4 separate regions of the Homo sapiens genome follow, and regions 1, 3 and 4 are each linked to region 2. The links are chromatin loops, found by intact Hi-C in ENCODE. Cell type or tissue: OCI-LY7. All regions are shown on one strand. Links, peaks and the distances in the headings refer to the core of each region. The heading gives the core; the rest is flanking DNA. Region 1 overlaps FOXO1 (forkhead box O1). Region 2 overlaps LINC00598 (long intergenic non-protein coding RNA 598). Region 3 overlaps FOXO1 (forkhead box O1). Region 4 overlaps LINC00598 (long intergenic non-protein coding RNA 598).

What was found. Hi-C counts contacts between places; a loop is a spot of excess contacts. Peaks named below come from ENCODE experiments on the same cell type or tissue, not always from the same donor. Only the 100,000 strongest peaks of a DNase experiment are listed, where the experiment ranks them.
Region 1: a loop joins it to region 2, with 5 times the contacts of the local background. A loop is called at or near these places in 6 of 110 quality-filtered maps.
Region 3: it touches region 2 in a loop (6-fold over the local background); 28 of 110 quality-filtered maps call a loop at or near these places.
Region 4: it touches region 2 in a loop (4-fold over the local background); 5 of 110 quality-filtered maps call a loop at or near these places.

The regions. Positions count from the first base shown.
Region 1 is chr13:40,576,748-40,584,220 of GRCh38, forward strand. The region is part of intron 1 of FOXO1 (forkhead box O1); the gene reads right to left. Among named protein-coding and RNA genes, the nearest start is that of FOXO1, 86 kb to the right of the region's middle. In OCI-LY7, for the core only: no CTCF peak of the experiment used is centred there; DNase peaks (open chromatin) are centred at 4,244, 4,614 and 5,994; H3K4me3 peaks cover 4,202 bases; H3K27ac peaks cover 5,000 bases.
Region 2 is chr13:40,442,523-40,449,995 of GRCh38, forward strand. The region is part of intron 6 of LINC00598 (long intergenic non-protein coding RNA 598); the gene reads right to left. Among named protein-coding and RNA genes, the nearest start is that of LINC00598, 35 kb to the right of the region's middle. RefSeq lists enhancers at 3,029-3,328, 3,138-3,743. In OCI-LY7, for the core only: no CTCF peak of the experiment used is centred there; a DNase peak (open chromatin) is centred at 3,209; H3K27ac peaks cover 3,345 bases.
Region 3 is chr13:40,648,639-40,656,111 of GRCh38, forward strand. The region is part of intron 1 of FOXO1 (forkhead box O1); the gene reads right to left. Among named protein-coding and RNA genes, the nearest start is that of FOXO1, 14 kb to the right of the region's middle. RefSeq lists enhancers at 3,077-3,598, 3,599-4,119. In OCI-LY7, for the core only: a CTCF peak has its summit at 3,846; DNase peaks (open chromatin) are centred at 1,573, 3,743, 4,123, 5,093 and 2 weaker places; H3K4me3 peaks cover 4,110 bases; H3K27ac peaks cover 5,000 bases.
Region 4 is chr13:40,385,317-40,392,789 of GRCh38, forward strand. All of the region lies in intron 6 of LINC00598 (long intergenic non-protein coding RNA 598), which reads right to left. Among named protein-coding and RNA genes, the nearest start is that of LINC00598, 92 kb to the right of the region's middle. RefSeq lists enhancers at 3,230-3,369, 3,810-3,889. In OCI-LY7, for the core only: a CTCF peak has its summit at 5,205; DNase peaks (open chromatin) are centred at 3,555, 3,985, 4,225, 5,175 and 1 weaker place; H3K4me3 peaks cover 2,633 bases; H3K27ac peaks cover 2,470 bases.

The DNA.
Region 1 (7,473 bases), core at 1,644-6,643, 130 kb after region 2:
AGCCAAAGGAGGGCAGGATGCTGGGGCCAGGACCATTTGTTTTGAAAACAGATTTTAAAAGTCTCCCTCCATGAAGCTGACTGCTTTCATACATTTTATCCATCATTCACAAGATTTGGCATAAAAATTTGGTTCTTACATTTTGAAGGTTTATTTTTGTTCCTTGATGTCATTGTCTAGGCTCAACTATAACATCTTTCAGGTTGTTTTGAACAGCTAAAAGGAAATTAAAGGAAATAATGGCCTACAATGTAACCATGGATTGTTCCACACAAACATGGATAAAGCTGCAACAAAATACTCATGCATTAGTCAGTACCCTGGTGGATGCACAGGAGATTCAGGGCCAAGGCTGTGGGGTACTGCAGGGGCATGAGGATAAGCTGCAGTGGCATCAGACTCCCCCCACCCACCCACCCCTCCTCCTCAATGTGAAAGGCATGATTACCCCCCGCCCACATGCATACTAGAAGACAAGTGGTCCAATTCTTGAAAACTTTTAAAAGGTTGATGAGCACTCCCCACAACAGAATTCGATTATAAACATTTTATGTGATGTTAACCTTACCCTCAACAGATCCCATCCTCCTTTCTTCTTCCACCAGCCAGATGCCCTGACCTCTAACTGCTTCCTTTCCTTCCTGTTACAAACCAAGTGTGTGCCATGCAACTTAAGACAGGGTCTAAAACTCACAGTTACTAGCAAACAAAGAAACCTTAGCAGACAGTTCAAATATTTTGTAGAATGGGTCACAGAGTCTAATACTCTGTCCACTTTAGAAGAACATAAAACCACTTTATGGAGGATAGCTAACAGATACCTGCAGACAGGAACACCACACCTTAGGTTATTAACTTTTCCTATTTCATAGCACTTCTTCCAGCCACTCCTCCTACTAGGATCATTTTATTCTCCTCACCAGCCCAAACTAAGTAAACTAATCACCTCCATTAATCTAAAGTTTTTGTCGTCGGGATTTAAAAATATTATACATGAACTTTTTGATCTATACTCAATGCCTAGAACAGAACAGAGCCAAGCAGAACATAACAGAATGAAACAGAATGAACAGAAGAGGAGAAAAGATAGATCAAGGGTGATATCCATGACCAGTTCTTAGGAGGTTAGACTTGCTTCCTTAGTTTCAGATATCAATGCAAAATAATTTATCCTTTCTGCTTGGCTGGAACAAACTTACTTCAAAATAAAAGAGTTTTATCAAGTTCTATTTCTGCTAAAAGACAGAAGAGCTGATTAAGAACATGGATGCAGAATGTGCCCACTGACTGGCACCTTTACCACCAACTTCTCTTCCACCCTTCCCTCAATTGCCATCTAGTAAAAGCAAAATTGCACGCAAAGTTGAACATTAAGTACTAAAGAAAGGGCAGTGGAGCGGGGGTTGATGCAGATGGCCTCACTCAGGGAATGTGCCTTGTCAAACTTCAGGCCAAGATGCAGCAGCATGCTGGCTGTACTGGGTCCAAATTTCTTAAGTCCATCCCTAAGCCAATAAACTCTGCAGCTGTCACTCAGGCTACAGTTCATGGAGCTTTACCTAACAAAGCTGACAACTGGTCCTAGAATGCTGATCCTGTAGATTGAGAACTTTTGTGCATTCTGGTTAAATTCCTACTCGGTATGAAATCCTGGAGGCATGGTGCTTATAGTGACATTATGACAAAGATTCCCTGCAGCCAGCCTCCCATCCCACTCCACCTTCGGGACAGTCTTTATTCCCAAAGCATCCCCAGCCACTGACTGTGTATCAGCATCCTCTGGACTCTTCCCTGCAAGTTCCCTGAAGATCAGATTTTCCTCTAACCATTGAGGTCTCCTGTAGCACCTCCAAAGTAGCTTCAGGACAAAGCAGCACACTATGGCCTACTAAAGCATTCTTCGGCATGTGCTCTACAAAATAATGGTTCCTTTTAGGGTGATTTGAATTCACTGAAAAAATACCTTTGGGACACTCTGGCCACACAGAATTAAACAGGATTCCTAACTGTACAGTTTTTTAGAGCCTTGAGTACACAAAACAACACAAAACAAACAAGAGCAAAACTGTTCCCTTAGACTTTGTTTTGTTTTGTTGGTGGGATCACATGCATGCACATGCACACCCCTCCACGCACATACACATTTCTTTGCCCGCGCTTCTTGACAGACTATACCATGAAACTGATGTTCAGCAGCACACATTTTGGAAAATGCTGATCTAATGGCAAGACGGTGGTAATGAGGAAGAAAATCTAAGTCTGGCTCTATCTTTCTGACTGGACACATTTTTACATCCTTTATGTCTAAGCTTTCTTGTCTATAAAGTAGGAAAACAATGTCTGTCCTAAATGCCCCACAGAATTGTAATGGGTATAAGTGCTTCAAAAAGCATAAAGGGCTACGTATTGGTGAGATTTTATGATTATGCCAAGGTAGAAGGAGGGGCTCTCACTGAAAGCCCCAGTGCTGCCCAAACTTCCTACCAAATAACACACCTGCCCTAGGTAGCTCAGAAAGCCCAGGTGTTCTGTGGGACTTGCTGCTAGAAGTAATTGAACCATGCCTTACTCTTTGATGGATGAAGGAGGAGACCAGACAATCCACGCCAGGTCGGATTACTCCGTGCGAAGCAAGACCCACAGTAGACCTCTTTCTCCTACATCCCATTCCCCAACAGTCAACATCATCTTCAGAAATACACAGGCAGAGTTATGACAGGAGAAGAATGGGCCAAATCTTTTCCATCTCCTTAAATGCTTCTGTAAAAAGACAAGCAAGGTATAGGAAGGAACAAGCAAAGAAGGGGGAAAGAAGACAGGAGAAGAGTGATTCTGAAGTTGACTGCTGAGAAGGCAGCAGAATGAAAAAAAAAGGGGGCGGGGGCGGTACAATCCTAAGACTTCTCCCAGGCCAGGAAAACACTCTAGCCTTGGCTGTGACACTCCTCCTCATGCTGTTAGGAGCCATGATGTGAGCACATAGGCAGTTTCTAGGGTCACCACAATAGAGCTTGGAAGATGAGGAACCTGTACACAAGGTTTCCCCATTAGTGTAATATGTGGTGGGATCAGTGTAGAACCTAACTAGGCAAAAACACCATCTGGGATTGGAAAGTTTATTTACAACACCTGACAGTGAACATCAATCATGACACCCCTGAAACCTATTGCACACTATTTGCAACTAAAATACAGGGTGCTCTTTATTACCAATTATACGAGCTCTGTATGGTCAATTACTTCTTTTACAAGACAATTTTGATGAATACAATAATGTTGCTTCCAGGTGGTGAATATAATGGGGCTTTTTACTTTGTAGATTACCTTTGCATGTTGTCTTTTTTGCTGCTGCTGTTAAAGAAAGAGCATTTTACCTTTCATAATGTTGCTACATTGGGGTAACAAACAAAAACCCAGGCATTTTCCTTTCTCATATATTCATTCAAAAACAAAGCAGTTCCTATCAAGTGGAATATATCCAAGTGAAATATATATAATGTTTATACAACACACACACACCTGCATAACCAAATAATAAGTTGTAGTTTGCAAACTATATGCTAACATTTTTGTTTTTCCAGGAAACAATATATCTTTCCTTAAGCAGGAGACGGGGAAAGAGAACAACAATTTTACACAAAACTAGTGGCTGAGGAGCGTGGGCTTGCTGTCACACAAACCTGGAATCTACATCCAGTACTGGCACTTAGCAAATGTGAGACCTTGGCTGAGTCACTTTACCTCTCCAGGCTTCAATCTCCTCATCTACAAAATGGGGATAAACAACTTCCATTCCAAAGCATTTTTGTAAGGACTAAAATGAGATAATCCTACAAAGCACTTATAAATATTAGATATTATGGGCACAAAATCTCAAGCAAATGTCTAGCCCCTGGCTCCAAGCAAGGCACACCTCATCTGACCTCATGTCACCTCCCTGCACACATTCAAAGAAAACCCAGTGCTGGCATGTTCCTTAAGCAAAACACATAGAGGACACTTGTCCTCAATGTTTACGCAATCACTATTAGCAGTAGCAACAAAAGATGCTGTCATTTGAAGGTGAAAGTCATCCAGGACACAATCAAGCAAAATAAGTTCAAGTCCCTAACATCTCATGGCCAGAAGCTCAAAGACCCTGAAGAACAAGGTGAGGCTCCAGGAAAGTATCTACAGCACTGCTTAGCCTTCGCCTACACACTTAAATACCCGGCGCTTCCGCTAGCTAGATGTGGGCCTTCTTGGGTTATGGTCAGGGCAACAACATTGGAAAGCCTGCCAAGAGACGGAGTTGAGATAAGTAAGAAAAACTACAAAAGGAAATGAAATGCTTGGGCACTTTTCTTGGAGACAGAAAGAGCTTTAGACTTTTCTGGGACACAACAGGTGTCCAGAGAGCATCACTGAAAATCTGGCCAGGTTTTGTGATCCCTTAACCCCCTTTTTTGGAAAAACCTGAAGTGACACTGCTTGAAGGCAAAAAAGGGGAGCGAGCACAAACAGGGCCACAACAGCCTTCACACTTGTTGCTGGAACACATGCCTTCACCTTTGAAAGATACTCATGAGAACTTGCAGAGGGCTGTCTTCATACAATAGTACAAATTGTGTTTAAATTGAGAAACCAGCTGCTCGCTCCTTGATCAGTCATCCTTTTATCATCAACAGAACTTTAATTAGCCCCCATCTGCTTCCTGTTTTATGCTACAAATCTTAACTTTCACCTGTTTGAACCAAACTGCAGTAACTACACCCATAGTAAATTAAAACAATTAACTTTCCATACAACATGCAATTAATCCTCATTAAGCTGTTATTAGGCTATTCAAAATAACACAGAATTCAAATCAACTAGTTTCCCACAAATGACAATGTTCTATACAAAAATTCAACAGAAACTCTATCCCACCCACTTCTTGCATTTTTTTCCATTAAGAAGGTTTTCAAGCTGTCTGGCTTCAATTTCCTGATTTAACTATTAAGTATGGGGCCATATCTGGTCATGTAAGAACAATACATCTCAAAAATATCATGCTGACTTTTATTAAAGAAAATCAAGTTACAGAATGGTGTTTACCTTAAATGATAACATTTATGTAAAGCTTTTTTTAAAAAGGGGATCCTACAAAGAATTTGTGGACCCCATCTATCAGCACAGCCAGGGTACGGGCTTCTGGCAGGAAAGGTGCCCTTCAACACACAAACTCTGGAATTAGTGGCTACCTCTGGGACAAGGAGGGGAAGAATTATATTTATAGCTAAAACAGAGAGGTAGAATATGGGTACTAATTATATTGGTCTCTATGCCTTTCTTCATGTATGAAATACAGGCCTACCTTAGAGATACCTCAAGTTCACTTCCAGAATACCACAATAAAGCAAATATCACAATAAAGTAAAAACAAATTTTTGTTTCCCTGTGCATAAAAGGTATGCATTATATTGTAGCCTATTAAGTGTGCAATAGCCATATTTTAAAAAAATAATGTACACATCTTAATTAAAAACTTTTATTGTTAAAATATGCTAATAATCATCTGAGCCTTCAACGAGTTGTGATCGGTTGCTGGAGGGCCTTTGCCTCAATGTTAATTACTGCAGTCTGATCAGGGTGGTGGTAGCTAAAAGCTGGGATCGCTTTGGTAATTTCTTAAAACAACACAATTAAATTTGCCTGATTGATTGACTCTTTCTTTCACGAAAAATTTCTCTGTAGCATGTGATGCTGTTTGATAGCATTTTACTCACAGCAGAACTTCTTTCAAAATTAGAGTCAATCCTCTCAAACCCTGCCACCGCTTTATGTAATATTCTAAAGCCTTTACTGTCATTTCAACCATGTTCATTCACAGCATCTTCACCAGAAGTAGATTCCATCTCAAGAAACCACTCTCTTTGCTCATCCGTAAGAAGCAAGTCCTCATGAGTTCAAGTTTTATCATGAGATTGCTGCAATTCAATCACATCTTCAGGCTCCACTTCTAATTCTAGTTCTTTTGATGTTTTCACCACATCTGCATCTACTTCCTCTTCTGAAATCTTGAACCCCTCCCAGGTCATCCATGAAGACTGGAATCAGCTTCTTCCAAATTTCTATTAATATTGCTATTATGACCTCCTCCCATGAACCACAAATTTCTTAATGGCATCTACAATGCTAAATCCTTTCTTGAAGATTTTTAATTTTACTTTGCCCAGATCCATCAGAGGAATCACTATGGCAACTTGGGCCTTAATAAAATATATTTCTTAAATAATAAGACTTGAAAGTCAAAATTATTTCTTGACCCATGGGCTGCAGAACAGATGTTGTGTTAGCAGACAAGAAAACACCACTAATCTGCTTGTACATCTCCATCAAAGCTCTTGTGTGAGGAGGTACATTATCATTGAGCAGTTTAATATTTTGAATCTTTCATCCTGAGCAGTAGGTCTCAACTGTGGGCTTAAAATATTCAGTAAGCCATGCTGTAAACAGATGTGCTGTCGCTCAGGCTTTGTTGTTCCATTTACAGAGCACAGATAGAGTTGATTTAGCATACTTCTTAAGGGCACTAGAATTTTCTGAATGGTCCATGAGCATTGGCTTCAACTTCAAGCCACCAGCTGCATTACCCCCCTAATAAGAGAATCACAACCTGTTCTTTGAAGCTTGGCATTAACTTCTCCTCTCTAGCTATGAAAGTCCTAGATGGCATCTTCTTCCAATAGAATGCCACTTCATCTACATTGAAAATCTGTTGTTTAGTGTGGCCACCTTCATCAATGGTCTTATCTACATCTTCTGGATAACTTGCTGCTCCTTCACTTTGTACTTTCATGTTATGGAGATGGCTTCTTTCCTTACACCTCATGAACCAACAACCTCTGCTAGTTTCAAACTTTTCTTCTGCAGCTTCCTCACCTCCCTCAACCTTCACAGAATTTAAGAGTTACGGCCTTGCTCTGAACATGGCTTTGGCTTAAAGGAATGTTGTGACTGTTTTGATCTTCTATACAAACCACTAAAACTTTCTCCAGATCAGCAATAAGGCTGTTTTGCTTTCTTATAATTTGTGTTCACTGGAATGGCATTTTTAATTTCCTTCAAGAACTTTCCCTTTGCATTCACAACTTGGCTGACTGGCATAAGAGGCCTAGCTTTTGGACAATCTGGGCTTTATACATGCCTTCCTCACTAAGCTGAATCATTTCTAGCCTTTGATTTACAGTGAGTGAGATCAGATGGTGTGACTCTTCCTTTTATTTGAACATGTAGAAGCCATTGTGGGGGTTTTAATGGCCTAATCTCAATATTGTTTTGTCTCAGGGATAGGGAACCCTGAAGAGGGGGAGACAGATGGGGAATGGCAGGTTGGTGGAGCAGTGAGAACAAACATTTATCAGTTAAGTTTGCAGTCTTATATGGGTATTAGAATTTTTTTTAATAAAAAGCTCCTCAAGTGAGTCTAATTCCACTCTCTAAAACTCATCC
Region 2 (7,473 bases), core at 1,146-6,145:
TGCTGCTCCATCAGCACCTCCACTTGGCTCCTTCTCAGCCCAGGAGTTAGAATTTGTTGATGTAACCCACACCATGGGAAGAATGAAAACTCAAGCAGCAAAGCCCGTGTTAAGATGCCTTTTGTCGGGAAAAAAAAAAAAAAGGCAGTTTATGCCTCCAGCTGCTGCATTCAGGGACCAGTTAACAATGGGAGACAGCAGAGAGAGCTGGGTAAAGATGGGAACAACACAGAGGAAAGGGTTTGTGAGCAACTGGGAAACATCTTCTTGTCATCTTCAGCCCAGTGACATCTTTCCCTGCAGCAGAAAATGAGAAGGGTTAAACACCCCCTCTCGTTAATGCTGTAACAGGCATCCACAGGCATCACATGGACATTTTATAGAGTGCATTTACATGGCATGGGATCTCCTGACTCCCACTTTGACACCAACTAGTGCAATGGTAAATGGGAAAAAAATGATAAGCGCTACAAAAAACGATGAAGATGAGTCAGGGCAGGAAAACGCTGCCTGAATTCCGAATAACTACAGGCACAGGTCAGGAATGTGTAGTATACCAGCTCCAATACAGTGAGCTTAACTGTGATTAGGCACAAGGGTCCATGGATCAGGGGAGACTCAGAGGAGTAAAGGTGCATCTGATAAGCCAAAAAGGGACACCTTCTCTACCACCCCACCTATCGTGTGTGTGTGTGTGTGTGTGTGTGTGCAGGTACACACTCATTCTCCACTGTGTCCAAGACAGCTTTCAGGATCACCAATAAACACCCTAGTGAGGAGTCCTGGGCTGGACATGAGACCCACACTCTAGATAGATCAGCATTTACTTTATGTTCTCCTTTGATGCATGCACATATGCCTTAGTAAACTATTAAGTCATTCCATGGTATTTCTCTATATATTCTCAGACAGTTCCTTTCTTACATTTCTAGAACCTTGTGCTTTAAAATGTTAGAATGTGCTATAGATCTTAGAATGTCTTAGAGATCTTGGAAGGCCTATATATCTTGTTAAAAGATACTTGAATTGGGTGGCCACTTTCCTGATTCCCTGAGGACAAACCCAGTTCACAGCACCCATCACAGAATTAACTGACGTGAACACAGCCCCTCATATTTTCCACTTCTACTGAGAACCATGAAGTTGAACCCAAGTGGGTGCCTGGTGTATCATTTAGGGCCAGTTTCATGAAAGTAAAAAACATATGCCAAGAAAGGGGCTGTGCTGTTCCTGGTTGAAGGAGTAGGATAAGCAAGGGACCTAGTGCTGCAGTCAGGGTAGGCCTTTTGTCTCTTTGTCGGCCTCTGGTTATCTGGTGACTTCCAATGATGTGCTTGCAGGGGAAGGGTGAGCAGGGACTGTTTATGGAAGGTGGCACAGCCCAGGGAGTCTCACACATTTGCATAGATGTACCCCAAGCAGAGGGAACTGTCCACAGTAAATGCTGTGTGAATGCTGTCACTTGGAAAGGAGGGACTTCAAACCAAGTAGCTGCCGTAGGACCATGTTCACGTTCAAAGATGGTTTTAGAACCAGCTGAAAATTTTGCTTTTGGCACCCTCAGTGAGAGCACGTTTAAATAATCTCTCATTAGTTGAAGCCTGAAACCATCAGGAAAAAAGCAGATTTTTGATAAAAATCCAATAATTAAACCTTGACACAGGCTCAGAAATTCCCAGGCCCAAGCCCTCTGTGTTTTATAACATTATTTCACGATGTGAAAGATACCATCTGAATAAATGCCTTCTGCTTCTACACTTTAACTTTTTGTCACTGATAAGTTCATTCAAAAAGCACAACAACTCTCTAAAGGTTGACTCTAATAATAAATGGATCTCTTTTCTCTTATCTCTTCTCCCCGTGTAATTGTGTGCTTCATTCTCGAGCTGTCTTCAACATGAATAACTCTACTTACTTCAGCAAAGGTCCCCAAACATCACTCCAGGAGGCTGGAGAAAGGTCATAAGTACCCTTCATTCCCAGACACTAATTTTTCTTTTCTTTCATATTAAAGAAAAAAAAAATCCCAGCTCGGGATTGTTCAGCCTCCAGATAAGAAGAAAAAAAGTGACTATTCATTACACATATCTAAATTTGGACTATAAATTTAATAATTGTAATGTTGTTTTTATTTTTAAGCTTTTTCTTGTCTGGGTCTAAATCCTAGGAGTGAGTTTGATATTTCAAATCCCTCAATTTCTAAAATCTCTACTGTCTTATTCCAAATCAAGTGTTCAAGTTAATTATATCCCCTAGCTCCCATTAAACAGGAGAAATTCTTCAGAGAGAGTGTTATTTGAATAAAACTTCTTGGAATTGTTTAGTTGGAAGTATTGTCCTGGGCCCCGTGAGAAGAGGCACATGCATGTTAGGAAATGTGGCTGTCCAGAGCTTATGTAATTATTCAGTAATCTGTATACCACATTACCAAAATGCCATATCTGCCTCAAAGGCTAACATGTGAAAGTTTAATCAGCACAGAAAATGGACTTTAAAAATTTCAACATAGATTCTGAGCAAGGTGAAGGGGACTGTGAAGACAGTGAATTCTAGATTCCTTCAACACTCCCATATGGGAAATCGAGTGGGATGGAGAAGACCTCATTTCAAAAGGAACGTTGTACATTTACTCACTGTTAAATATAAGGGCAGTTACTTCTATTCAAACTCAACAAAAGTTAAGTGTTTCTTGCCTTTAATCAATGAAATATATAAAAATAGAGATTTAGAGTTGCAGAACTTCAAGTGACAGAGACCACGGGGCATTGAGTTCAGAAGCCACTTCTGGGCCAGACGTCCCATCCCAGTGTCCCTGGGTGTGACCCCTGCTCTTCTGTGTAAATCCCTCCGGGAAAGATGACCTGACTCCACACTTGGACCCAGCCTGGCCCAGTGTGGGCATCACCTCTGGCCAGGAGAAGACTTAAGTGGTATAAACGGGGTGAGGGGCTCATCATAGAAGCTGTGGGGCAGGCCATGTGCAGTGGCTCACACCTGTAATCCCAGATTACAGGCTCATGAGGGCTGGTTACGTTTTCACTGATCCTGTTTAGACTTTGAGGAGAAAGGCATGCTTCACCAAGCACTACCTTGTGAGCAGCTGGGGGGAAGCCCTGACAAGTCTCACTTCCTTCCAGCAACAACTCTCCCACATTGTTCTCGCCATTGTCTACGCTTCCCCGTTGTTAGTCATTCTGTGAGTCAAGAGCTGGCCTCGGCCAGCTGCAGGCACGCTTGGCTGCCCCGCTGCATGAGGGGCCAATGTCACTCCCTCCCGGGCTCTACGAGGCCAGGTCTGCAGCCAGCAAGCCACAAGGGACCTCCCGAGCCACCTGTTATTGTGACCATGCGTGGCCCAGTTTGTTTTGATTAGAGCGTTCCAAAGAGGAAATAAAGCCTATATTTATATTTTTATTTTAAAAAGGCAGGGCCACTTGGGAGGCCAAGGCTGGTGGATCACCTGAGGTCAGGAGTTTGAGACCAGCCTGGCCATCATGGTGAAACCCCGTCTCTACTAAAAATAAAATAAAAAATTAGCCGGGCATGGTGGTGGGTGCCTGTAATCCCAGCTACTGGGGAGGCTTAAGCAGGAGAATCACTTGAACCCAGAAACTGAGGTTGCAGTGAGCCAAGATCACGCCACTGCACTCCAGCCTGGGTGACAGAACAAAACTCCGTCTCAGAAAAAAAAAAAAAGAGAAAGAAAGAAAGAAAGAAAGAAAGAAAGAAAGAAAGAAAGAAAGAAAGAAAGAAAGAAAGAAAGAAAGAAAAAAGGTAGGGCCACTTGCCCAGTGCCCTCTTGAATATTTGGAATTCACAGACCTCTTCCTCAAACCCATGGAGATTTGCATGAAGAGCACTTTGCCCATAGTAATGTGATCTCCCAGTTAAGGGAGGCAAAATATTGAGTTGGTTGGCAGCTTTTCCCAAGTTCCTCCATCAGCTGGGAGGGAATGATCTAAGAGGAACAGTGGGTAATTCAAATACCTTAGGGTATTCTACATAATGGAAGAGAAGAGAAAAACCAAACAAACTTTTGTGAGCACATGTAACACAGACATTCCAGGGCATTCATGAGTGGTGACGTTATGGGTTGAAGTGTGTCCCCGCCAAAAACATATGCTGGATGGAGTACTATCTCCCAGTACCTCAGAATGTGATCTTATTTGGAGATAAGATCTTTACAGAGGAAATCATTAGGGTAGGACCTAGTCCAATATGACCAGTGTCCTTATAAAAAAGGGAAATTTGGAAACACAGGGAGAACATCCTGTGAAGATGAGGGCAGAGATCTACAAGCCAAGAAATGCCAAAAATTGCAGCAAATCCCCAGGAGCTGGGAAAGAGGCATGGAACCGATTCTTCCTCACAGCCCTTAGAAGAAACCAACCCTGGCAGGGTGTGGTGGCTCATGCCTGTAATCCTAGCACTTTGGGAGGCTGAGGTGGGTGAAGCACTTGAGGTCAGGAGTTCAAGAGCAGCCTGGCCCACATGGTGGAACCCCGTCTCTACTAAAAATACAAAAATTAGTCAGGTGTGGTGGTGCATACCTGTAATCCCAGCTACTTGGGAGGCTGAGGCAGGAGAATCAGTTGAACCCAGGAGAAAGAGGTTGCAGGGAGCCAAAATCATGCCACTGCCCTCCAGCCTGGGCAACTGAGTGACAGAGTGACTTGATGAAGTGAGACTCCGTCAAGAAAGAGAAAGAAGAAGAAGACAGAAAGAAAGAAAGAAAGAAAGAAAGAAAGAAAGAAAGAAAGAAAGAAAGAAAGAAAGGAGAAAGAGAGAAAGAAAAAGAGAGAGAAAGAAAGAAAAGAAAGAGAGAAAGAAAGAAAGGAAGAAAGAAAGGAAAGAAAGAAAGAAAGAGAAAGAAAGAAAGAAAGAAAGAAAAAGAAAGAAAGAAAAAGGGAGAAAGAAGGGAGGGAGGGAGGGAAGAAGTAAGGGAGCGAGGGAGGGAAGAAGTAAGGAAGGAAGGAAGGAAAGAAGAAAGGAAGGAAGGAACCCTGCCGACACCTTCATCCTGGACTTCCAGCCTCCAGAACTGTGGAACAATCAATTTCCAGAGGGATACATTCCAAGAACTCCAGTGGATACCTAAAACTGCAGCTAGTACCACACCCTATAGATACTATGTTTTTCCTGTACATACATATCTATAAAGTTTAGTTTATTAATTACATGCAGTAAGAGATTAACAACAATATCAATAAAATAGAACAATATACTGTAATAAAAGTTATCGTGCACTGTGGCTGTAATTTTTGCAGTTCAAGGGGAGACACGAAAACTAGCTTGAATTTCTTTTTCCATCTTTATCGTTTCACAAATAGAAGATTGGTTCTTACCATAGATCTTAGCAACCTCAGCATACTATTTGTTTCTTTCCTTATTAAGTCAAGAACTTTCACCTTTTCACTTAAAGGAATCACCTTACGGCTTCCCTTTGGCAGATCAGGGCCATTATTAAGTAAAATAAGGGTGACTTGAACACAAGCACTGTGATACTGCCAGGCTATCTGATAACAGAGCCAGCCTCTAAGCGTCTCACAGGCAGGTAGTGCCTACAGCTTGGATTCACAAGACAAAGGGAGGATTCGGTCCCAGGCTGGATGGGGTGAGACAGCAAGATATTTATTTCATCATGCTACTGAGAGTAGCACATGATTTAAAACTTATTGTTTATTTCTGGAATTTCCCTATTAATATTTTCAGACCACAGTTGACCATGGGTAGCTGAAACTGAAGAAAGCAAAGCCATGGATAAGGGGGGTCGACTGTACTTTGTTACTGCAGCCCTAGCAAATGAATAGAGGTGATGTCAGTACATTCAGTCCACATAGATTCCTGGAACAGTCTGCCTCGTTATTTGAGGTTTCTCCCAATCCATGCAAGGCTGGTTCCTTCTTTCCAACCAAACCTTAGTTCCTCCATGCCCCTTCACACCCTTCCTGACCACCCAAGCTAAACAACAGCCTCTCCACCTCCTTCACTCTATTCCACTGCCTGATTTATTTTCTTGATGGCATGTCTCACTCTCTCATCTAGTTGTTTGTAGATTTAACATCTTTCTCTGCACCCCTACAATGTAAGCTCCATGGGAGCAAGGTTCTTGTGTGTCTTGATCATAGCTATGAATTGCAGCAGAAGCTGAATACACATTTGTTGGATAGGAGCACAAAGTAAAGAAATTTAAAAATTAGAAATGGGACATCTCGTTATTCATTTCTTAATTGTTTATTCCATATACACTTATTAAGAATATGTGAGTGTCTGGAACTCTATAAGATTCTGAAGGAATTCAAAATAATCTGAAGTCCTAGCCATTGATAAGCACAGAAAACTACCAAAATTGTCCCATGCAATTATAACTAGAAAAGTGTGGTTACATCCTGTAGCGTCTGAAATCAATTTCAGCATCACCACCACCTCACACCTAACCTCTTCCTTCTTTTGCCTTTCTGTGTGCAGCCTCCTGAGAAGGAGGACAATGCAGCCAAAATGTGACTAGATCCTCCCTGAGGAATAAACTCCCTAACTGTCCCTTCCTCCCCAGTGCCCAAGGCCCAAACTCATGAACCCCAAGAGAGCCTCAGGAAAGCCTCAGCAGTTTTAGCTCCCCATGCCATCTTCCTACCACATGAATCTCTCTCCTCCCACCTCCAGATGAGACAAGGCTCTCAGGGGCAGATTGATTTGGGAGCAGATTGAATATTTGTGAGGATGCCTCCTGCTGTTTCTACCTAGATTAGCTTCTGAACAGTGGCTAAAGTGATGCCTCTTGCCATTTACAGCCTGGACTAAATGGAACTGCTGCCCACCTTATCCCTATCTTCACAGGGCCTGCCTAGGCACAGGTACCCCTACAGAGTTGCCTCAGGTTGGAGCTGGGGAAGAGGTGTTGCCTGTGTCCCCTTCACTCAGATCCTTGATCTTGTGCTAAGAAAGTGCTTTGGCCTTAGGATCAGGGGACTCTTTGTGAATCCGGCCACTGCTCATCCACTCACCAGCTGTGTGAACTCACAAACTTTCCAAAACACTCTGAATCTATTTCCTTCATTGGGCAATAAAGATCCCTACCTCACACCATTGCCATAAGGAGGAAGATATGAGATAGCACCTATTAGATGCCTCTTCTATAGTAGGTAATATCTGTTGAATATGAACCTTTCAGTTGTATATATGGAATAGACATCCTTTGTAGTTATAGGCAAGACTCATCTTACATAAAGCTTATGGCAGTGAGAAGGCTTTACCAATTTTAATTTGAATGGGTCACAGATTATTTAGGAACAAGTTGGACATGGGGGACAAAAGACAAATGACCCAGGCCTGGAGTGGAAGGGGTGGTGAGGAGCAAGGAATGAATATGGAAGCTAGGGGGAACCATGCCGTAAAGAGGTAAAGTTCTAGAATACCACTGGGCCACAGTCTAAAAACAGCAGTGCAGCCCATTGTCTTGGAGTTGAGAAGCTA
Region 3 (7,473 bases), core at 832-5,831, 210 kb after region 2:
CCCCACACTATCACAGGAAACAAAACAAGGGAATTCCACCTAAATTGAAGGATGTCAAATTCCCAGGCATAGCCAAGCAGGATGTCAAAGGTCATGCCCCATATCTGACCAGCCCAAAATACTATTAATATATTTATAGCTAGAATGAATAACCATAAATCCAAAAGCTTTAGCCTGATGAAAGATAGAAGGGGCATTAAAAATTAAGTTTTCTAAGCCTACATGGATATGCTGTCCTAGTAACATTCAGGTTCATTTGCACAATAAACATGATCTAACAAGTCATTATGCTCTAATCAACAGCCGTTGATGTGATGTGCCTTGTGCAGGTCTGCGGGAAAGTGGCTGCTAACTTGTTTCAGGCCAGAGTAACAAGATAGCAACCTGAGAGAGCAGGGACGTCCCCTGGAGAAGTAGGCTTTTGTGCAAAAAGCCCATCACAAACCTTAAGGTTTAATAAAAGTCAATGTCATTTTAAGTGAGTCTCAGCAAGCCACACAGAAACAAGCCTCATAGGGCACATGACTAAGTGGAAAGGGGTTGTCTTCATTTCAAATCCAAGGAGTGTATTCACACAGTTAAGGATCACAGACAATTCTGTCTTGAAAAGAATCCCTCTGATGCATTACTCTACAATCTGAAGTGTTTTAAGTTCTCATTTTATCTCTCTGACTTAATTACTTCTTCCTCCCAATACCCTTTAAAATCAATTCTCTAAAAAAATGGGGGGTGGGGAGTATAAATGAGGCTTAATTGGAGGCCCCCAAGTTGTCAATCATGACAGAATTGATGACTTCTGTGGATGAAAGTGTTTTCCTTTTCCCTTCTTGCCATAAACACAGGCGGAAGTCATGGTTAGTCTAAGAAACATAACCATCAACAGTTTGTCTTTGATTAAAATGTGTCCCTATTTTCATCGCAAAGGAAATTATTAAGTAGGGTCCTCCTATATGTTCAGCATTTTACATGACCCAAGATCATTTACATCGTTCAATGAGATCACAGAGCACAATAATTATTTTAATTTTTTTCTTAAAAATATAATGTATAAGGCATACAATCAAATTAGGTAATAAATTCAGAAATTGACTCACTTCAAACATATACCCTCCAATTGTGAGGAATGAGAAATTCACCATAAATTATGAGCTCCATCTGTACTGATATATTCCCTTCATTTTATTCCACATTCCCCACATTCTTCACCTCTAGTTCAGAATAAAGCAATCACACCAAAGAATGCAATGGCACAAACTTTAACATTCAAACTATTACAGGAAAGGGGTCCCAATCCAGACCTCAAATGACAGTTCTTGGATCTCCCACAAGGAAGAATTCTGGACGAGTCCCTAGAGTAAAGTGAAAGCAAGTTTATTAGGAAAGTAAAGTAATAAAAGAATGGCTACTCCGTAGACAAAGCAGCCCAAGGGCTGCTGATTGCCCATTTTTATGGCTATTTCTTGATGATATGCTAAACGAGGGGTGGATTATTCATGCCTCCCCTTTTTAGACTATATATATAGAGTAACTTCCTGACTTTGCCACAGCACTTGTAAACTGTCATGGGGCTTGTGGGAGTGTGGCAGTGAGAACAACCAGAGGTCACTCTCGTGGCCATCTTTGTTTTGGTGGGTTTTAGCTGGCTTCTTTACTGCAACCTGTTTTACCAGCAAGGTCTTTATGACCTGTATCTTGTGCTGACCAACTATCTCATCCAGTGAGTTAGAATGCCTTAACCGTCTGGGAATGCAGCCCAGTAGGTCTCAGCCTCATTTTACCCAGCTCCTATTCAAAATGGAGTTGCTCTGGTTCACACGCCTCTTGACAAAACTACTTTTTAAGAGGTTTGAATCTCAATTAAGCTGAACAGATTAAGAATGTTTATTTCTGAGTTAGGCACCAAAGGAAGGACAGTAGGCTAAAAAGAGATCACAAAGAAGGGCAGTGACACCCTGAGGGTCCACTCCTCAAGCACAGGGACAGGCCGATTCCAAGACCAACCTAAACACTCAAGAGCAGGCAGGTAATTATTGAAGCCTGTGACAATCATGCTTTTTAAATTGTTATTTTAATAATCTGGATTCTGCTCTTGTTTAGCTTTGGTTTTTGTTGTTGTTAATTGTTGTTGTTTTTTGAGATGGAGTCTCACTCTGTTACCCAGGCTGGAGTGCAGTGGCGCAATCTTGGCTCACTGCAACCTCTGCCTCCTGGATTCAAGCAATTGTCCTGCCTCAGCCTCCCGAGTAGCTGGGACTACAGGCATGCACCACCATGCCCAGCTAATTTGTGTATTTTTAGTAGAGACTGGGTTTCACCACGTTAGCCAGGCTGATCTCAAACTCCTAACCTCAAGTGATCTGCTGACTTCAAGTGATCCGCCAACCTCAGCCTCCCAAAGTGCTGGGGTTACAGGTGTGAGCCACCACGCACTGCCTAGTTTTTTTGGTTTTTTGTTTTTTGTTTTTTGTTTTTGTTTTTTTTTAAGAAACATGGTCCCAGTGTGTTGCCCAGCCTGGACTTGAACTCCTGGGCTCAAGGGATCCTCTGGCCTCAGCCTTGCGAATAGACAAGACTACAGGCACACAGTACTCTCTCTGCCTGGATGGACTCTGCTTCCTTTTTATAAAAAGTACGTTCTAGGTACAGTTCAGAACACTGAAAGTATCAAAATGGCACTTCAAGAAATACAAAGCACCTTAAAGAAATACCCAGAATTACTGGAATATAATTCCCTAGGAGAACCACTACAGAGCACAGAGGTCACAGCAGGGAAAGTATCCACTCCAAAACCAGAAAAGAGGATATCAATAACATCAAAACATGCCTAATTACAGGAATCTTTAACCCTGATAAATTTCCTTAGTATGAATTTTTTTAATTATACCAAATAACTTCAAGAGAGGAAAAAATAAAACATTTTGATGACCTCTAAAATGTAGTCATCAACTGCTAAATGTTTAAAAATAGTGTTTTATCATCATCAGAAAGACTTCATGTTAATACAAATACATGACATACAAATATACATCTAAATATACATTATATTTATAACATAAATATACATCTAAATATACATCATATTTATAATATAAATATAAGATTATAAATAAATTCAGGTCCTACAAAATTCATTCTATCTCAAAATTTCACAAATTCAACAAACTGCTCCAGGCACACCGGTAACAGAAGAGACTGGGAGTATGGGAATCTTTCAAATTCAACGTATGTAAATGTCATAATGGGCCACTGAAGAGAAAATTAAATCCTAAAAGGTTGAAGGGGAGAGACCAATTCAGTCATACAGATTGAAGAACTCTCAGGGTAGGATGATCCACAGGAAGCTTTCCCATTCACCACATGTAAATTTCATGATGGCCTACATACCTACCCATCCAGAGAGAAAAGTTTCCAATGCAACCAGCTTGGTGCCAAGTACACAAACAACCCCAATCGATATTTACAAGTTTTGCAAGTTCCCCTCTCCTCCCTCCCCACTCCCCGTTTAGGAGGTAGCCCTGCAGAGAGAGAGTTCTGCTGCAAACAGATGAGGTAACTGTAATTCAAGAGAGCCCACTTTCTCCTGTATTCAAATCACAGTATAGTATGAATGATGGCAGGCTGAAACCTACTGGTGTAACAAACTGGTGATTCTTTTTTTTTTTTTTTTTTGAGTTGGAGTCTCTGTCGCCCAGGCTGGAGTGTAGCGGCAAGATCTCCGCTCACTGCAACCTCTGGCTCCCCAGGGTCCGCCAACACGCCTGGCTAATTTTTGCATTTTTAGTAAACACGAGGTTTCGCCATGTGGCCCAGGCTGGTATCGAACTCCTAACCTCAGGTTATCCACCCGCCTAGGCCTCCCAAAGTACTGGGATTACAGGCGTGAGCCACCGTGCCGGCCCAAACTGATGATTCTGCAAATTAAACCTCACAGCTCATGAAGGCACATCATCTCTGATACAAAATTATGGTGACTGAACATGCCTATCTTGATGTTACTTATGCAACTCTATCCTGAAGGTTAGAGAAGAGAAAAAACCTTTTTCATGTCAAAATAGAACAATAAAATCCACATTGTGACCGTTACTACCTCAAGAATCTGCCAAAATAAGAGCTTCTAGCTAAACCATATGCAAACCATTTCCTTTGACCTTGCTTCCAAGCAACCAAAATGTCTCAAGTATTTGACGTTTACTTGTATGAACCACTCCCAAATATTTATGTGGTTATTTTGCTTTCAAGCTTTGAAGGACACAACATTTACAAGCCTGGGAATTAGGTGATTCAATTATAATTTCTCTTTCCAAACTAAATTTGAAATCTAAGTGCATTTCTCTTTTTTTTTTTCTTCAAGACAAGAGTATTGCTCTGTCGCCCAGGCTGGAGTGCAGTGGCACAATCTCGGCTCACTGTAACCTCCACCTCCTGGGTTCAAGCCATTCTCCTGCCTCAGCCTCCCGAGTAGCTGGGATTACAGACACGCACCACCACGCCTGGCTAATTTTTGTGTTTTTAGTAGAGGCAGGGTTTCACCATGTTGCCAGGCTTGTCTCGAACTCCTAACCTCATGATCCACCCGCTTCAGCCTCCCAAATTGCTGACATTACAGGCACGAGCCACCACGCCCAGCCTCTAAATGCATTTCTTTTCAGGTACAGAATGCAGGGTGCCTTTTCACTCTCACCCTTGCCACTGCTGCAAGATGAAGACCCTCTCATTCTGTGCTGGGGATTCCTCACTCAAAGAGGGGTTTTCGCTCAGCCACTTGCATGGCAGGCTTCTGAGCCTGGTACCCGCAGAGGAAATGCACTAATTTTTTAATTAAAAAAGGAAAACCAATATGAAAGGAGAGGGCCGAAACACTGAGGAGACAAAGCCCAGTGCCTCCCGGCCTCAGCTAACTCTTCAGAATACCAAACCATTGAAGAAATCTTTATCTTCCCACATAATGCAAACTGGTTTCCCTCTTCCTCCTTTCCTCATTAGGCCCAAATAAGACTTAGGAGGATTAATCATGCGCATTGGCTTTTTTACTGCAGTTACAAAATACAACCACAGAGGTTCCCTCCCTTTCCTGATGCCAGGTTCACTTGGCTACTTTCAGATTTTTAACTGAGCAAAAACCCAGCCCCTCACCAGTAAGTACTTTGTAAGTACTCACCAGTACTTACAAAGGCAGTACTATAACACCTTCAAGATGGGGAAACCACGGTTTTAAACAGAAACACATATTTTCCCTCAACATGGATGCTTTATCATATCTCTAACATAGTAAGAGTAGAGAGTCACAAAACCATGACCTATATTTTCCAGACTGTTAGAACAGCAATTGAGAAAAACTGTTTATCCAAGAAATATCTTTAATGAAACAAAAAAGAACAAAAGCATACAAGGGAAGCCCTCTCTTCCACCCTCTTTCTCATCACAGTTTTGCCCTTATCAGATAAGACAGGTAGGGGTTCCAGGGCTGTTAAGCTCATGGGGTATATCATTAGGACCAGCTCTGTAACTGGAACTGCTCAAAGAATGAATGACATCTTTATTAAGACAAACATCATCTGACCAGGCTCGGTGGCTCATGCCTGTAATCTCAGCACTTTGGGAGGCTGAGGTGGGCAGGTCACAAGGTCAGGAGTTCAAGACCAGCCTAGCCAAGACAGTGAAACCTCATCTCTACTAAAAATACTAAAAAAAAAAAAAAAAAAAAAAAAAAAAAATTAGCCAGGCGTGGTGGTGGCCGCCTGTAATCCCAGCTACTCAGGAGGCTGAGACGGAGAACTACTTGAACTCTGGAGGCGGAGGTTGCAGTGAACCGAGATGGTGTCACTGCACTCCAGCCTGGGCGACAGAGCGAGACTCTGTCACAAAAAAAAAAAAAAAGAAGAAAAAGAAAAAGACAAACATCATCTAGGGAGAAAAATACATCAACGCAGAAAAAAAAGATTTTCTTTTTAGGTCTCGAAGATCTGTATACAAGATGCTGGAACCAAGTCACACTGAAAAAGTTGACAGCCTGGAAATTTCTATATGTGGCTGGCCAGAGATGTATAAAGAATACAGTGGGGCTTACTGGAGATAACAGCACTTCCCAGATGAGGGGTGCTGCAGTGTAGACCAAGGGGCCACGACACTTTAGAGGTGGTACTGGCCTCTGAGAAGGCAGAGGTCTCTAAGAATTAAAGAACTCCTATGACTTAAGGTCAGCAGAGATAGGCTATCTTGAAAGAAATGATCTACCTCCCTTCCCTGAGGGAGATAAGAACCCTCAGGGAACCCTCCCTTCAAAATTAGAACCAAGATGAGAATGAAGTTGAAGGATGAAGATGTTTTATATAATATCTTTACTTACAAAAATTAAAAGACCAAAGATGTGCTGTAATTCTGAACTTCACTGGATCTACAAACATCAATAGTGGTCGGCAGGGCGTGGGGGCTCATGCCAGTGATCCCAGCACTTTGGGAGGCCAAGGTGGGTGGATCAGTTGAGGTCAGGATTTCGAGACCAGTCTGGCCAACATGGTGAAACCCCGTCCCTACTAAAAATACAAAAATTAGCTAGGTGTGGTGGTCTCTACTATTACAGGTGTGCCTGTAATCCCAGCTATTTGGGAGGGTGAGGCAGGAGAATCGCTTGAACCTGGGAGGCAGAGGTTGCAGTGAGCCAAGATTGGGCCACCGCACTCCAGCTTGGTGACAGAGTTAGACCCCATCTCAAAAAAAAAAAAAAAAAAAAATTAGACTGGCCAGTTCCATATTGTTTCCTAGTTGGTTTTGACTAGTTTTGCCTGACATCATTAACAATCATGCAAGTGTGAGATCCTGGTGCGTCTGAAAGCTATTTTCTCCACGTGGAAGGTAACTTAGACATTTAATAAAACCTCACGGTAGTGGGCTTTTTCATTTATTTAACTGTCCCCCACCCCTCATCAGCAATGTACCTTTTAAATAAAATGTCTGCTTCTATAGGGATAAATATATTAGTAAAATAGTTTTCTACACTTCTTTTTTTTTTTTTTTTTTTTTGGCAGAGTCTTGCTGTCGCCCAGGCTCAGGCCGGAGTGTCGTGGCATAATCTCAGCTCACTACAGCCTCCACCTCACAGGTCTGAGGCATTTTCGTGCCTCAGTCTCCCAAGTAGCAGGGACCACAGGCATGCACCATCACCACTGGCTAATTTTTTGTATTTTTAGTAGAGATGGGATTTCACTATATTGGCCAGGCCAACTCCTGGCTTCCAGTGATCTACCCACCTCAACCTCCCAAAGTGCTGGGATTACAGGTGTGAGCCACCGCGCCCGGACAGCTCTCCTCAACACTTGCCATTTCTAAATGGCTGATGAGTGTTATTTAATCTACAACTGTGCCTTCTGATGTGCCACAATGCCATTTTTACTGCATAAACCTTTTGGTTCAACATGAGCTAGTCAGACTCACTCCAAGTACACTTAACAGTTAATACATTCAGTCCTATTGGAC
Region 4 (7,473 bases), core at 808-5,807, 58 kb before region 2:
TTTCCAAGGTCGTGCCCTAACTTTATGCCTGCAGTTCTTCATCTTAACCAATCTCATTCTAAAGAGTTGTCCATTTTAATGGCCCTGGGCCAACAGCCTGCCAAAGAAATAAAAATAAAATAGCAGAAGGAGGAGAGAAAAGAGAAGGAAAAGAAGAAGAGGGAGAGGAGGAAAAAAACAGAAGGGGAAGGAAGAGGAGGAGAAGGGATGGAAGGGAAGGAGGAGGAGAAGAAAGAGGAAGAGGAGAAGGAGGAAAAAGAGGGAGAAGAGAAGGAGAAGGAAAAGCAAAAGGAGCAGGAAAGAAAAACAATAGTTTTTTGATTCCGTGAATTAGTCAGAAACCATCAACACTAAGTAGGCGTGTCTCAACTTGTCCTCTTGGAACTCTGGAATGAAGCAAATCCCCTCATGGGCTCTACTAGAGCACGTTAATTCTAACAAGATGAAGTTGCTGTTCCAGTAATTCATTTCAAGAAAACTTTCCTGGAAAGCTGTACTTTCCCCATAAGAAACCACTGCTTTATTAAGGTGCTTAAGATTATGGGGACTTGGCATGCAGGCATGCTGAAGGCATCACTTATTTCTGGCCAGGCCCTGATTGCTATGTGGGCTCACAAAACAGTGCCGAGCAGGGAACAGAGGGAGCATAGCGACCAGGTATGTCTCTAGTCCTTCCCAGGTCTCCTTCCCCTTTTGAAAATGGAGATGACGGTACCTGCCCAGGGATTCCACCAGGGTCGATAAGATCATGTGTGTATAACTGGTTTGAACTCCTTAGAGAAACAGTGTTCTTTAAATATCATTTCATTATCAGGTATGATTTTTAAATCTGTGCTTGTGTAACCAAGCAACAATACTTGAGGGGCATCTCTAACCCTATTAGCCAGTGTTCCCTAGAAGGTCACCCACTCTCAACTCTTGCTCTCACCCCTTTTGTCCTTTCCCTCTGACCAGCCTGCAAAGAAAAACAAGAAAAAGACCAAAAAAAAGTAAAGGACACAAACATCCAGGGTACACCTCCTGTGTGTCGGGTATAAAGCTAGGTGCTTTGTGAAAATCATCTCATTTAATCTGCACAGCACCAGGTGAGAAAGGGATTATCATCAACATATCCCTGAAGAAATAGGCTCAGAAAGATTAAGTAATTTGTAGAATCAAAATGCTAACCAAGGTGTTCCTGGCTTACTCTTTCTATTCGACAATGCCATTGTCCCTCAAAGAGCTCTAAAAAGATTCTCCTACCCCAACACATTTGAGAGCCGCTGGCATGGACCTGGTTAATGAGCTCAACTCATAAATATATACTGGGGGCTCATTATTATGAAAGATGACCATTGCTAATCGGATTACAATCTCATTTATAAAAAAGTCCTGAACCCATTTTTTTCAACAGAGTTCAGTCTGGCTGAGTTAATGACTTGTCTACCAGCCACTCTTAACCTAGTTCTGACCTGCCTTCCGCTGGTTGGCAATAAGCCCATCTAATCCTTCCTGGACTTGTACCCTGTGGATAGGTAGACGCAGTGAGACACTGGAGGAATGCAACCAGTGATGGAAAATTGTTTTGACACCTTGCCTCTCTCCTCCCTCATGTCACACACTACTTCTTTTGTGTTCCACCAACCTTCGATCTCTTTTTTACCCCACACATTCTGCAAACATCAAGGATCCTTGTTAAAGCTCAGACAGATCTATGTTTAAATCCAAGACCCTGATCCTTGGGCATGTTCCTTAACTTCTCTCAGTCTCACTTTGTCTACCTGAAAAATGTGGGAGAATAGGGTTGCTGTGAAGATTCAATAAGATAATACATCCATAAAAGGTACTTAGCATAGCACCTGCACATGTAAATAGTAGCTGCATATTATTATTTCTTTTTTCAAAGTCTATCCCTTTTAATTTGAGGGATCATAGTCATTGTCCCTCAATGTCTATGACCCCAATTAAAAGGGATCATAGTCATTGAGGGACAATGACTATGATCCCTCAAATTAAAACTTCTAATTGTGGTTTAAGCTCCTTAATAGTTATACCTATTTCTCATATTTATTTATTCTTTCATACACCAAATATTTGCTGAGGATCTACCACATACCCGGCCAGGACAATGTACATCACAGATGCAAACACCTGCCTCCCTGTTATGTATTAGTCTGTTTTCATGTTGCTATAAAGACACTACCCGAGACTGGGTGATTTATAAACAAAGGAGGTTTAATTGACTCAGTTCCATATGACTGGGGAGGCCTCAGGAAACTTACAATCATGGTGGAAGGGGAAGCATGCACCTTCTTCACAAAGCAGCAGGTGCGAGTGTGAGCCCAGGGGGAAGAGCCTCTTATAAAACCATCAGATCTCATAAGAACTCAGTAACTATCAGGAGAACAGCAAGAGGAAACCGCCTCCATGATCTAGTCATCTCCCTTCCTCAACACATGGGGATAACAATTCGAGATGAGATTTGGGTGGGGACACAGAGCCAAACTATATCATGGTATTTACACTACAGAGGACAGAAAAAAAAGCAGCCAACCAACCAAGACTTAAAGGAGATTTGAGAAGGGGCCACATAAATATGAGAAAGAGAGGGCCAGGAAACGAGTGTGGCTTGTGCAAAGGCCCTGAGGCTAACAGGTAGCTGGCAGGCTTCAAACACAAGGGCAGTGGACATTCTGGCTGGAGGAGGGAGGCAGGGGCAGAGAGACATGAGGTCAGGCAGAGCAGACATTTGCCGTGGGTACAAAATTAAGGGGCAGGCTGGGCGCCATGGCTCACGCTTGTAATCCCAACACTTTGGGAGGCCGAGGTGGGCGGATTACCTGAGGTCAGGGGTTCAAGACCAGCCTGGCCAACATGGCGAAACCCTGTCTCTACTAAAAATACAAAAAATTAGCTGGGCATGGTGGCACATGCCTGTAAACCTAGCTACTAGGAAGGCTGAGGCAGGAGAATTGCTTGAACCCTGGAGGCGGAGGTTGCAGTGAGCCAAGATCATGCCACTGCACTCCAGCATGGGTGACAGAATGAGACTCTGCCTCAAAAAAAGAAAAAAAAAATTAAGGGCAGCAAAAAGCTCAGTAATCAAGATGAATAATATTTTAATGCAATATTTTTAAAGATCATATTTAATACAAAAAAATCATGATTAAACATCAATATTTTAGATAATGATAGGATCAGTGATTCTCCCTTTTGCCTCAGGCTCTGCTATGGCCCAGCACAGTGTCCATCTTGAGAATGGAGAAGCCCCCTTATATTTTGTGCCTGGAGCCAGTGCCTCATTTGCTTCACCCTCCTCCCAGCCCTGAGTGCGAGAGGAGCAGGGGCAGGCAATGCAGGACCACTGCATTTGTGAAACATGACCTGACATGCACCCGACTCCTCCAGCCACTGTCCTCTGTGTGCCCCGTCCTCTCTGCTGCAGTCACGCACATGCCATCGTGGCCCATGGCCACCGTCCTCCTCCTTGACACTCTAGAAGCTGCTCTGTCTGAGCGAGGCGGCAGAGTTTACAACAGGATGTGGTTATTGGCGCTGCACAGATATGTGAGGGGAGCCTAGACGTCCGGTGTGTTCATTCAGCAGGGTGGCTAAGGACCTCCTCTGTGCCAGTCACCAGGCTAGATGACAGGATGTGACAGGGAGCAAGAAGCCTGTGGAGCCTGGGCTGCTAGCCCACTCATAACCCTAGGAGTCTTCACACAAGATCAAGGAGACCTGAAATAAATGGCCAGAAATCAACCCTCAGATGATACAGTCAGCCAGCAGCCTCAGCTTCAGAGGCAAGGTAGCCAACGGCCATGAAGATGTTCTTCAGCCCAGACACATGTGGGTAGGAGCCTGGCCGTATCGCCTAGAAGCTGTGGGATCTTAAACAGTTTACAGAGTCGTTCCAAGGGTCAATTTTCTCATCTGTGGAGTGGAAACAGATTCCCTTCAGAGGCCCCCTGTGAGGAGCAGAGAATGGCTGTGAGGTGTGTGACGTGCTTGATGAGAACCGTCTCTGTCAGCATTATGATGGCAGCACTGAAGTGCTTTCTGTTTCTATCCTGACCTACAATGGTGCCTCTTTCTGTCATGAAGTATAGGTAAGAGTTGGTGAAAGAATGGCAGGCTCCTCCAGCAGCTCCCAGTTCCTGCAGGGAGGCAGCCGGCAGCACATTTAAGGAAGCCCTGCCGGTCAGACACTTGGAGAAGGAACGAGATGTTGCCAGCACCACTCACCAGGTTTGCAAATAAACTGTCACATCTCAGCTCTCACCAGTGCGTGGCTGTGACAGACAGGTTCATGTGTGTGCAACACCCTCTTCCCTGCCACCCCCAACTTTAACACTTTCTGTTGAAAAATCCCAGGCTGCACAGAAAAGCAGCTTTCAAGTAGATGGAGGAATTTGTGAGTATCAGGTCTTCCCAGCAGGGGAGTGAGGACAGCCGGTGCCAGTTCCTGCATCCTTAGCCTGATTGTCGGCTGAATTGCAGAATTTGCAGCAAAGTTTCTAAGGATCACCAGCCTGGGTGGTTCAAACTGGCAAGGTCCAGTGCCCATGCATGGAGCCCAAGCTACCTGCCAGTTTGATGACAGGTTGGTAGGGCTCCACCTTGGAATTTTAGGCCAGAGAGAAAAGGTCGGAGCCCCTCTCTGTGGTACCTCTGGGGAAAGCCAGAAACAAGGATGCAAAGAATAGTCCAGAGTTTTGAGCTGGAAGGTATCTCAAAAAACAGGTAGTCCAGTCATTTTCAAATGTCCACTTTTACAGGGAAAACCTTGCTTATCTCAAATATAATCATATTATAAACTTAATATGTATTTTTAAAAAGAAGAAAAAAACATGCTCTTCTGTGTTGCTCAACAGGGATGCTATTGAAAATTCCAGAAAGAATTTATTTTGTGGAACAGTCCTGTTGCACAAAATATTTCGTATTCCTGGGCCCCATCCCCAACATTGGTGGTCCCCCCTCCGCCACCTCAAGTGACTGAAACTAAAAAGCCCCACACATTTCTCAATGCCCTCTGTGGTTACCGCTCCCACTGGGAACTCATCTAATTAAGTGGGGTTGCAAGGGAGAGGGCAGCCACTGAGCCTGAGATGGTACCCTTCAACCTGGCCTCTGCAGAGCATCCTCTGAAAACCACCATGGGGTTGCCTGACAACACCCGAGGCAGAACATTCTCACTGTATTGCCTGAAATAAGCCCTTTAGCCTCTGGGGGCCTCAATTTTCTCCTCTGCAAAACAGCAATGATAATCCTTTCCTGTTCCATAGCACCTTTGTGGGGACCAAATGAGGCCTTGCGCACAGCATACTTTGTAAACTCCCGAGCCCTTGCTGATGTACAGCATCCTTCATCGTATTACTCTCCTGTGTATATAAAGACACTGTTATCCAAGTCTTTTGAAAAGACTTACCATGGAAACCAAATAATAAAAGCAAAAAGCTCAGTCATAAGGCTTTCACTGAAACCTGCTTCTATTCGCATCCGTTGCACACACAGCCCCTGGAGACAATGGCTGTGCTCCACTCCCACTGAGACACCTACTTCGGCTTTTGTTAGCTGCCAAGACAATCAACCAACCTCGGCCTGTAGCAGAGTCTCAGCCGGCACGACTGGGAGGCCCACAACTTAGAGAAAACTGCTTAGTGGGCCTCAGTCCTTTCCCTGTTACCCAAATGGTGCTTTTGACTTGAAAATGTATCAGGAAAAAAGTTATGAACAGACACTTCACCCAACTTCACACCTGTACCAGGTCTAGATGTCACCATTTTGACAATGTCTGTAGTATTTTCAGTGTTTTGACAGGTTGGAACCTAATTCATTAACAAAAGTTGAGATTTTCATTGAAAGGAGAATCAAGATGACATCACATCATTGAGGTCTCTCTTTCCCCTGGATTACTTGAAAAGTAGTCCTCAAGTCATAAAAGAAGGCTGTGCAGGTATGTTTTTCAGAATGAATGCAGAAAAAAAAATCCATTCTAACTTCACTGTAAGCCACGGCCAATGTTTTTCCAAGTTCCATATCTTAGTAGGTGAAATAGGTGGGTTTATTTATTTCTTTTCCTCTGTTCCTCATTCCCATGTTTGAGGTATGCATTACCCTGAAATGAGTGTCCTTCTAATATTCCCAGATAAGCCCCAGGAGCCAGGAGGAGTTGCTTTAGTAGGCTTAGGATCAGCTTTGCAGGATAAAATCTCACAATATCTCCACTTACTCCCACCCTTGGCCATTGTTTTATCTAGTTTGGCTAAATACAACTTATGGTTCAAAGAGAAAATGCATGGCATGGTTTTGCTGACTTCCTCAAAATATCCAAGGGATTCCACATGGGTAAATGTAATATAAATAAGAAGTACATGATTCCATTTCTCTGTAAACATGCCTGGGCTAAAGATAAATGGAAAGGGTGCCTGGCTTAAAACCCTCTACTTTCTCCACCTCAGAAAAAAGTAGCATGAACAAATAAAGCAGATCCAAAACACCAGCTCAGGATCACCAAACACAAAGGAGGAAAATAGTGAAATGGCAAAGGAAAACGTAAGTGAAACTTTCCATCTTCATTCACACTGGGGAGCCCAGAGAAGCTAAATCAGCAACTGAATTTTTAAGGATCACGTGTGGCTTTATTGTCACCACTGGCAGTAGAGGTCTGGCCATCTTACCCACGGCCCCGGAGCAGCTGCACTTTGGCTGTGTTCGTCTTTGCTGGTGTATCCCAGCTTGTTGCCAAGGAAAAATGAAATAGAAGCCCAGGAGCAAAAGGCCAATAATGGCAGCAGAAGAAAGGAAACCTGTTAGAATGTCTCTGCCTCTCCATCACCTTTGCTTCCTTTTTAACACTTACTCTTCTAGACCAGATGCTTGTGCTAATAAAGGCCTATTAAATAAGCAACTCAAAAACAATACAGGAGCAAGTCGTCCCACGATAAACGTTGATTAACCCATAATGGACAGTGCACCTTCAAACGGAGGATCTGGGTGCTAAGCAGCAATACAGCTAGTTGGTAAGCACATGACTCCTCATTGAGTCAAAGCAGCTTTGCCACTTACTTTCTGTGTGACACGGGACAAGTCAGTCTCTCCAATTCTCAGATTTGGCATTCATCTAATGGGATTAATAACTATGACTATCTCATGATTTTTGTGTGTCTTAAGGAAATAATCCAGATATACTCTTAACACTTTGCCTGGTACAAAATTCTTACAAAGGTTAGTCATTGTTACTGTTAGAGATTTGAAAATATGCCATATGAGAGGCAAGTGAAATACCCTCTCTAAACCACTTCACTCCCAACTCTGCATAACTCGCAGCTACACAGTGCTCACCAGTTACAGCGCTTAATTCGAGTTTTAAAATTTCTGTTCCCATTTCTTATGCACCATTAAATCTGAGAGAGTGGGAATTCCTCTGGGTACCTGGCCAGGCCCCTGCCTGCATCTGGACCCACCTGGATATTGCATGGATATAAAGAGCAC